Linked DNA regions of Homo sapiens: region 2 is linked to region 1. Evidence: chromatin loops called from intact Hi-C (ENCODE). Cell type or tissue: Calu3. All regions are shown on one strand.

Region 1 (5,000 bases):
AAATAAGAGGACTCTAGCATCTTACAGGGTGGTGAAAAATAGCTTCAAAAAGAAACGTTAGTTGAAAAGGGCTATAGAGATCAGTGAGTTATTCAAAGCTCCTCCAAAAGATGAAAAAGAATAAAGCAAACTTCTGTGTGTGTGCGCATGCACGTTTTAAGGGAGAAAGTTTTCAGTAATATTTGCTTGTGACACATACTGATGATAGCCAGTAACTGAAACCCAGCCATTGTAGTGTTTTATACACAGCTGGATTTTATTAATGATGGAATATTTATGCTTGCTGTACAATTCGTGGCTCATTTCCATGTGTATGTCAGAACTTAAATACCCCCAAAAGAAACATTAAGATAACATGAAATATAAATGTGGCCAAGCTAGAAAGGGTGGATTTGGTGGAGAGTCTCCCTTCTTCTTATTGGTGTCACATCAGATCACAATAACTGTGCCGCCCCCCTATCAACCTTAGGCATTGATACTGATCTTTTTTTCCCCTTATATATACCCCATAGCAAACTTCACATTTCAATCTTTTTGATATGGACAAACGATCTGCTCTCCTCTTTATAATGCAGATAAAACTGATGTATGTGTTTTTTAAGAGCATATTTTCCCTGCACATGCTTCTCATTATCCGAGAGGCCTGGACTCAATCAGTAAAGGAGCAGAGAAACCACATAATTGAAAGGAGAATGACGGTGGTGCATACTTGGAATATTTGTGGGAAGGGGATTGCTGACATCAGAAAATGTAGTGGCCTGAGTGTTAACAGCATTGAAGAGAAATCAGCTTTCTGTGTTTCTGTGTATTGAAAATTATTTTTAAGGGAATAAAAATATGGGCCAGGTTTGACATCCTTTTATGAAGTTGCCCTGGAAACTTTGATGAAGATTGTTAAAGAATAGCTCAATTAAAACCTTCCCCATTAGGAAGCTAATTAGTACATCCCTTACTCATTTTGGTTGTTTTCAAGGGGCATGTATTTGCATTGAATTAGTGACATTTGTTCCATGTGATAGCAAACTAAGATAAAAATCACAGATGGGGAAAATTATTTAGATTGCCTGTTTTGAAGAAACCTAATTCCTCTTTATTACATTTAGATTTTCAGTTCAGAGTTTTGTTTTACTATGTTTATATACAATGATCACATTTTAGTGTGGTAGCCAGTTTTGCTTTCTGGATCATGGGCTATAAACCAAAGCTTATTTGAATTTCCCGTATGAATTAGGGAAATAGAACAAATGACAACAAACCATTTTATTAAGGTAAGATTTCATTTTTTTCTTCTACAATTAGTTTCTCTTTGGTCTATGTGTGTGTGCCTGAGAGAGAGAGTAGGGGAGGCAGATTGTTTTTTTAAAAAGCAAACAGTTTTTGAAGCTAAGAAAATTTTGATGACCCCCCCCCCCCCTTTACTCCCAGGAACATTCTGTCTGCCTCAGGCTGGGACCAGTTGGGCTTTGGTTAGGGGAACATGATGAATTTTCTGACCTGGTGCTTTCTGTGACCAGGCTAAGTGGTTCTCCCTTGGAAGCCTGAAGGAAAGAGGTTATGGTGAGAACAGGAGTGCAAGATTTCTAGCAGGTTCTTTTTACTGTACTCCACCTTTTTTTAGGGGGGTGAGTACTTGCTTCTGAGATTTTAGGGCCATTTGCAGTAGAGTCAATGCTTTATAGCCAAATGTAAAATATGGGCCAGTTGTGGCCCTCCTTTCCCCGCATCACTTTAGGTGACGGTCATTCTGTACCTAGGTTCCCATATGCTGTGCCCACGGTGTAGGTGTATGCCTGCAGTAGTTTGTGCAAATAAGAAAGTTAGCTGGGTTATATGATTTGTGGTTTAATCTCACCTTAGTCCTTCTTGGGAAGGCAGGGTTTAGATTCAGTTCTGCAGTGGCACCTCAGGCAAGGCAGGTTCCCTGTGCTTGCAAGGCAACAGCAGGAGGAGGAGGGGCTGCCTTCTGCCTTCAGAGAGTGACTCAGGCCCTTTGGTATGAAGATATGAAATGCTGGCTCCTGTCCATACACCTGCTGGATGCCACACCTGCAGTCAGCACCTGAGCCCCACTCAGACACAAAAACCAGACTGAAGGCAGATGGGGCTCCCTTGAAAAGGGGCACAGCGAAACAGGGAGCTCTCAATTATGTTAGTAGAGCCCCACTGGGAACTGGGTTTAGTCATCCCAGTGTTGGCGTGGGGAAACAGATTACTTTCTTTTAGATGCAGCTCACTCACTTGCTCAAGATACTGTTAGAGTGTTTCAGGAGTTTGCTTTCCTAATGAATTTCTCTTGTGAACTGTCCTCTTAAAAACTGGAGGGGCAATTCTGTGGAGGGTTATGTCTTAGAACCAAGCACAGGGCAGGAAGTCGCAAGACCTGGGTTCCAATGCTGGCCCTACCAATGGGCAACAGTGAAATTCTGGTCCAATTAGTTATGATTAGCTATCTGTTCTGGACTTGAGCTTCCCTCTCCAGTTCTAAAATGGAATTAATCACATCTGCCTTTATTTCCCCACAGAGCTGCTAAGAAGGACAAATAAGATAGCAGAGTGAAAGAGCTTTTGTCTCCTTAGAAGGAAGGCTGAGAAACTAAAGGTAATAATAACATTATTATTATTGTTATTCCATGTCTTTCTTTGTTTTCTTCTCCTGCTGTGGCCTCTAGCAAAGTTTTGGGGAAGTTATCATTCACTCAGTATGCAACTATTAAGCACATTTTATGTACCAGTTAATGTTTTAGGTATTGGGATGCATACAATGAAAAATCACGCACCCCGCCCATGCCCTCTAAGATCTTACAGTCTAGCAACTTCCCTTTCCATTTCTGGCTCAACCCGTAATAGTGATTGCTACCAGGGCACTCAGAAGCTTAAAAGGTGAGAGTTAACTTCTTTTTTTCTCTCCACACTACAGCTGGGGATTTCTGTCCCTGGAGCTGTGTATTGCAAGGTCTAGCTTGGAGATATATGGGAGGAAAGGCCATCGGGATAAATAAAGGAATTTCTTTCCCTCCCACATTTGCAAAGTACCTAACCCTTGAATGATCTTTTTTTTTTTTTCCCCAGAAGTCCATGTTTAGTTTCATCCTGGGTTCTGTTCTGTTCCTAGTCAATATGGTCCAGCCCTCTCTTATGACCTTAGCTGTCATCCATATGCTAATGACTCCCAAAGATATATCTCAACCTATCTTTGATGTCAAATTGGTCATCACACTCCATGTCTTCTACTCAGCTTATAGGTTTTTGATATTTTCCTCCTCTTGGGAGCTTTTTCAGGTAGCCCAGGGTTTTTTGCAGAGCCCTATGTGTTGCCGGAGCTATTAGCTCATACCTCTGTTTTCCCGTTGAATTGGGCCTCCTCTGCCTGACTGGGAGCTCCTCAAGTACTGGGCTCTCTTTTTATTTATTTATTTATTTATTTATTTATTTATTTATTTATTTATTGCCACCCTAGGCCTTACCTAGCACAATGTCTGGCTACAGTAAGTGCTCAGTAAAAGTTTATGGAAAATTTGCTGTGATAAGTGTCATCATAGAGAATTCATTTTCCATGTTGAGCAGAGTTGAGGTCAGGAATAGATGGAGAGGGATTAGGGAAAAATCTTCAAAGAGAAGATGGACAGCAGAACTGCCTTATTTTGAGAGTTCTGGCTAAGAAGTCACGGAAGGAATGCCTGTTGTGTCCACTGTTGTTAAACCAGGGGCATCTCTGACCTATTGCCTCCCCTGCTTTAGGACCGGATGATTTTTATGGTCAGGTCTGCAAATCAACCTCTGTCTATAATACATTGACCATTTAAGACAGGTGTCACTTAGTCATCTAGTATTAAACAGGGCTGACCTTAAATGTGCCACCTTAACTGAGGCTGAAAATAGAGCTACACACACAGGCTCATTGATCATGCCTGCTTAGTTCTATACAGCAAAATGTCCCTTAAGATATATTGAAGATTGGGATCTAAAAACTGACAAATTCAATTCTCAGAATGTAAGCAGGTTGGGTCACAAGAACTGAATGTCTTCAAGCTGACTGTCAGATCTTTCCAAGGGCAAAAATGAAAGATGATATAAGCTATTACAGGCCATGAACCTGTTTTCACCCACCTGATGCTTTTACTAATTAGCTTCTTGGCTGGGTGGCAATTTGGGGCAAGTGCATGCAAGCTGGATTCACAGGGGAGCCCGCATTCCACTCTGCCATTTCGCAAGCCACTGGGATACTACACTGCTTCTCTTGGCTTCTTTCCCTCCCAGGAGCCCTGCTCTGCCCTGGTGGAAAAATGAGAGCGGGAGAATTTTTCATTAAATGAGGGAGGGATTTCATGGGACTCTGGTGTTTTGCTAATTTTATTTTTTAGTGGGTTGTCTAAAAACATTTATGCTTCTTGACCCATCAGTTTCACTTCTGGGATTCTATCATGAAGAAACAATCTACAATATTGAAAAAGGTTAAATCACAAAGATGTTTTTGTAACATTATTTAGATTAGCATAAAATTGGAAGCAATTTACATGTCTTAATAATTGAAGAATGGGTAAGTGAATGCTGATACACTTGTTTAATGCACTATTATGCAGCCATTACGATGTTATGAAGTTATGCCACAACATGGAAAAAGTATTTATGGTGAGGTGAAATGCAGGATCCAAAATTACATCTTATTAATAATTCATTGCTTGTAAAAACCCAAATACACATAGGAAAACTAAAGGAAATATAATGTTAACAGTGCTTAAGTTGAGGTGCTTGGATTATAAGTGATTTTTTTCTTTATTAAAAATAAATGCATGCTGTGCTTATATTACTTGTAAAATAAAATATAAGTAGATATGAAAATGGGTGGTCTGGCATTGGCGGTTAAAGATTGGTCAAGCAGGCAGCTTCTAGGTATATTCTTAAACTTTTCTCATTTTAGGCTCCATCTAATTACAGGGACTCTTTATACTTTTCTCGAGATAATAAAGAAGGGGATGTGATGGTGTGGTCTACTCCTCTTT
Region 2 (5,000 bases), 1.2 Mb before region 1:
AAAAAGGATGGAGAGTTAAGAAATTTCTATCTTTTTGGCAATTGAAAAATAAAAGATAACTGCTTCTCAGCTTTAAAAATATAATATTTAGAAAGCCTTTGAAAAACAACAATTCAGTAGACACTCCCTCCCAGTTAAATTGTCTTAAGGTGGCCAGGTGCAGCGGTTCAAGCCTGTAACCCCAACATTTTGAGAGGCTGAGCGGGGAGAATTTCTTGAGACAAGGAGCTTGAGATCTGAGACAAGTCTCAATCAAGTTAAAAAGTTTATTTTGTCAAGGTTAAGGACGTGCATGTGACACAGCTTCAGGAAATTCTGATGACATGGGCCCAAGGTGGTTGGGGTACAGCTTGCTTTTATACATTTTAGGGAGACATAATGCTAAGGGAGGAGACCACCCCTCATATTGTCTTATGCCCAATTTCTGCCTCCAAAGAAAAAAGAAGTAAAAACTAAAAGGCGGAAGTGAAATCCACAGGCAGACAGCCCGGAGCCGCACCCTGGGGCTGGTAGTTAAAAATCAACCCCTGACTTAACTGCTTGTGTTATCTATAGATTCCAGACATTGTATGGAAAAGCATCGTGAAAATCCGTCCTGTTCTGTTCCGTTCTGATTACCAGTGCATGCAGCCCCCAGTCATGTACCCACTGCTTGCTCAATCATTCACGACCCTCTCACGCGGACACTCTTAGAGTTGTAAGCCCTTAAAAGGGACAGGGATTGCTTACTTGGGAGCTCAGTTTTTTGAGACGTAACTCTGCCGACGCGCCTGGCCAAATAAAGCCCTCTCCTTCCTCAACTCGGTGTCTGTGGCTCGTCCTGCTACAATGCATCTACCCATACAGGTAAGATTTACATTGATTTTATCTGGCAGGGCAGGATAATTCGAAGCAGGGTTGTGGGTGCTTCCAGGTCATAGGTAGATTTAAACATACCCTGGGCCTGGTGCGGTGGCTCACACCTGTAATCCCAGCAATTTGGGAGGCTGAGGTGAGTGGATCACCTGAGGTCAAGAGTTTGAGACCAGCCTGATCAACATGGTGAAACCCCATCTCTACTAAAAATACAAAATTAGCCAGGTATGGTGGCACATGCCAGTAATCCCAGCTACTTGAGAGATTGAGGCAGGAGAATTGCTTGAACCCGGGAGGTGGAGGTTGCAGTGAGCCGAGACTGCTCCATTGCACTCCAGCCTGGGCAACAAGAGTGAAACTCCGTCTCAAAAAATACATAAATAAATAAATGATTGGCAATTGGTTGAAAGAGTTATTATCTACAGAAAGGAATGTCAGGGTTACGATAGGGGTTGTGGAGTCCTGAGTTTTATCATACGGATGAAGCCTCCAAGTAGCAGGCATTAGAGAGAACAGACTGTAAATGTTTATTAACAGACTTAAGGTTTGTGTCGATGTTAATACTGGAGGGGTATAATGAGGCATGTCCAACCCCCACTTCCCATCACAGCCTCAACCAGTCTTTCAGGTTACATTTTAGGGTGCCCTGGCCAAGGAGGGAGTCCATTCAGTTGGGTTGCTGGAGGACTTTTAAATTTTATTTTTCGTTTACATTCTCCCCTTTCTGGCCAAGATTTTTCAGAGGCAACATCAATGGCCACAAAATTGTACTTTTGTCAATGAAAAGAGTCAAACTCTGTAAAACATTTGAAGAGATTTATTTTGAGCCAGATATGAGTGATCGTGGCCCATGACATAGCCCTCAGGAGGTCCTGAGAACAAGTGCCCAAGGTGGTCGGGGTGCAACTTGGTTTTAGCATGAGAGGTCAATCAAATACATTTAAGAAATACATTGGTTTGGTCCAAAAGGCGGGACAACTCAAAGTGCTGTAGGTAAATTTAAACATTTTCTGGTTGACAACTGGTTGAGTTTGTCTAAAGACCTGGGATAGATAGAAAGAAATGTACAGGTTAAGATAAAAGATTGTGGAGACCAGCTGGGCTCAGTGGTTTACGCCTGTAATCTCAGCACTTTGGGAGGCCGAGGCAGGTGGATCACCTGAGGTCAGGAGTTCGAGATCAGCTTGGACAACATGGTGAAACCCCCGTCTCTACTAAAAATATAAAAAATTAGCTGAGCGTGGTGGCAGACGCTTGTAATCCCAGCTACTGGGGAGGCTGAGGCAGGAAAATTGCTTGAACCGGGAGGCAGAGGTTGCGGTGAGCTGAGATCGTGCCACTGCACTCCAGGCTGCGTAACAGGGCGACACGCTATCTCAAAAAAAAAAAAAAAAAAAAAAAAAAAAAAGATTGTGGAGATCAAGGTTCTTTTGAAGTCTTATAGTGGCTTCCCTTAGAGACAATAGATGACAAATGTTTCCTATTCAGATGTTTAAAAGGCGCTAGAACTTTAGTTAATTTTTTTAGGATTGGGAGGGCCTGGAATAAAAAGATCTAGCTATGTTAATAGAGATTCTTTACAGATGCAAATTTCCCCCCACCAAAAAAAAAAAAAAAAAAACAGCTTTACAGGGCCATTTCAAGATATGGCAAAGAAATATGTTTTGGGGTAAAATATTTTTATTTTCTTCCTTGTCTCGTAGTGTTATGGCAGAGTCAGGTTGGAAAGTATGTCACAATATATAGGGTTAAATAAAAACCATCTGATGAGAATTTATAGTTTGTACGGCATGACTCCCCAGACCCCTTAGATAGGAATTTGGGCAAGATAAAAACATCATAGCTTAGTCCTCGCTTTTGTCCCGTAAGCATTGCCGGGATGCCATGGTTGCCTGCCCTGGGTCCATTCTGTCCCTCCCTTTGGCTAAGTGGCCAAGGGACTTAGGGTCAACAAGACTTACATCCAACTAATTGTTCTAGGTGAGATAGAAATGGACGTGGACAGGCATTTATTACCCCTTAAAATTATTATTATTTTTTAAAGTAGAAAGCCAACAAACAAAAAGCCAAAGGAGAGGTTACAAAATTTACTTTTTTTTTTTTTTTTTTGAGACAGAGTCTCACTCTGTTGCCCAGGCTGGAGTGCAGTGGTGCAATCTCAGTTCATTGCAACCTCTGCCTCCTGGGTTCAAGTGATTCTCCTGCCTCAGTCTCCCAGGTAGCTTGAACCCAGGAGAAAGAGGTTGCAATGAGCCAAGATCGCACCACTGCACTCCAGCCTGGACAACAGAGTGAGGCTCTGTCTCAGAAAAAAAAAAAGTAAATTATATTAGCTGGCTAATTTTTGTATTTTTAGTAGAAACGGGATTTCACCATGTTGTCCAGCCTGGTCTTGGACTCCTGGCCTCAAGTGATTCACCCACCTCGGCCTCCCAAAGTGTTGGGATTACAGGCATGAGCCACTGTGCCTGGCCCAAAGCTGGCTTATTTTAAACTTCTATTTGTTGAGTTACTGTAATCTTGGTTTCAGTTACAGACTTATAGCAATTAGCTCTATAAAACACAAGCATTGTTTGGAAAACATTTTTTTAAAGAAATATATATCTATCTGTACAGTTCATAGCTGGGAGTCTTATACCCAGGAGGCTTTGTCACGGCGTATGTTTATCCTATCAAAAATTATTTTCTTTTCATTCTACAGGAGAAGGAAATTCTTTTCTTTTTTTTTTTTTTAATATGGAGTCTCAGTCTGTTGCCCAGGCTGGAGTGCAGTGGTGCCATCTCGGCTCACTGCAACCTCCACCTCCCAGGTTCAAGCAATTCTGCCTCAGCCTCCAGTGTAGCTGGGACTACAGGTGTGCACCACCATGCCCGGCTAATTTTTTGTATGTTTAGTAGAGACGGGGTTTCACCGTGTTAGCCAGGATGGTCTCGATCTCCTGACCTCGTGATCCACCTGCCTCAGCCTTCCAAAGTGCTAGGATTACAGGCATGAGCCACCGTGCCTGGCCCAGGAGAAGGAAATTCTTAATAGCTGGGGTGGATGCAAAGGTGCCCCATAATAGCTCAAGAAGCAAAGGCCATTGTTTTACCAGCTGTTTAGGCATCTTTGTACCCAAACTTCATTTGGAGGTTGTGACCTTGACTTAATTATATCCCTCAAAAACCAGCCCTTAAAATCTCATACACCCATTTCTTCTGCAATAGTTCCTGGGCCTACAGGGAGTGTGCTTGTGTAGTCTTAGCAGCTGGGCATTTGTAGTGAATAACAGATCGGACCCAGTGGGAAGCCAAATGAGGGAGATTATCATCTCTGGTCTTCAGAATACCATGATTTGGTTTCCCTGGAAATAAAACAAGGAGAAATAAAAAACATTAATAATTTGACAAAGAGTACTTGTGTGTCAGAACAGAAAAATGAATCTATTCCATGAGGGCATCAGCTAAAACCATGAATAAGAATTATAATCTAGCATCCTTTAGAGGATTATTGTAGCCAAGAAATAATTCATGGTTCACTCTGCACTGGAAAACAAAAATCAGGGCTAAAATCTAGTAACAAATGTTATACACTTTTCTTTTGAAACAATTTCTCTGTCTCTCTCTAGCCCTCTTTTTCTATTAAAGAGAAATTTTAATACTAGCAGCTTGTATGCAACGTAAGTATTAGGCTTATTATAGTTTGCTTTGTCAAAGCAAACTAAATATGGCCTGAGAAGGACTCCATACTTCTATATTTGAGTCCTTGAGAATGAACTGTAACCTAGCTGAATAGTCAGACAAAGTTGAAAACCTAACTTAATAGTATATACCTGTAACAATTGCTGAGTGTTGGCCAAACTCAGTGGACATACTTCAACCACTCAGACTGCTGAATGTTCAAACTGCGTTCAAATAAGGCAAACGCTGAGCTGCAACCAATCTCACTATTTCTGTACCTCACATCCGATTCCTGTACGTCACTTTACCGTTTTTGTCTATAAATTTGTTCTGACCACGAGGCACCCCTGGAGTTTCTGTGAATCTGCTGTGATTCTGGGGTCTGCCTGATTCACGAATTGTTCATTGCTCAATTAAACTCCTTTAAGTTTAATTTGGCTGAAGTTTTTCTTTTATCAGCCTGATTATTCACATAAAGTGCAGCA

Evidence for each region. Hi-C counts contacts between places; a loop is a spot of excess contacts. Peaks named below come from ENCODE experiments on the same cell type or tissue, not always from the same donor. Only the 100,000 strongest peaks of a DNase experiment are listed, where the experiment ranks them.
Region 2: a loop joins it to region 1, with 10 times the contacts of the local background. A loop is called at or near these places in 1 of 110 quality-filtered maps.

Annotation. Positions count from the first base shown.
Region 1 is chrX:112,829,893-112,834,892 of GRCh38, reverse strand. It overlaps AMOT (angiomotin), which reads left to right. Exons shown (of 14, transcript NM_001113490.2): 2 at 2,523-2,599. Among named protein-coding and RNA genes, the nearest start is that of AMOT, 8.4 kb to the left of the region's middle. In Calu3, no CTCF peak of the experiment used is centred here; a DNase peak (open chromatin) is centred at 1,982.
Region 2 is chrX:114,054,850-114,059,849 of GRCh38, reverse strand. No RefSeq gene overlaps it. Among named protein-coding and RNA genes, the nearest start is that of XACT, 440 kb to the right of the region's middle. In Calu3, no CTCF peak of the experiment used is centred here; no DNase peak of the experiment used is centred here.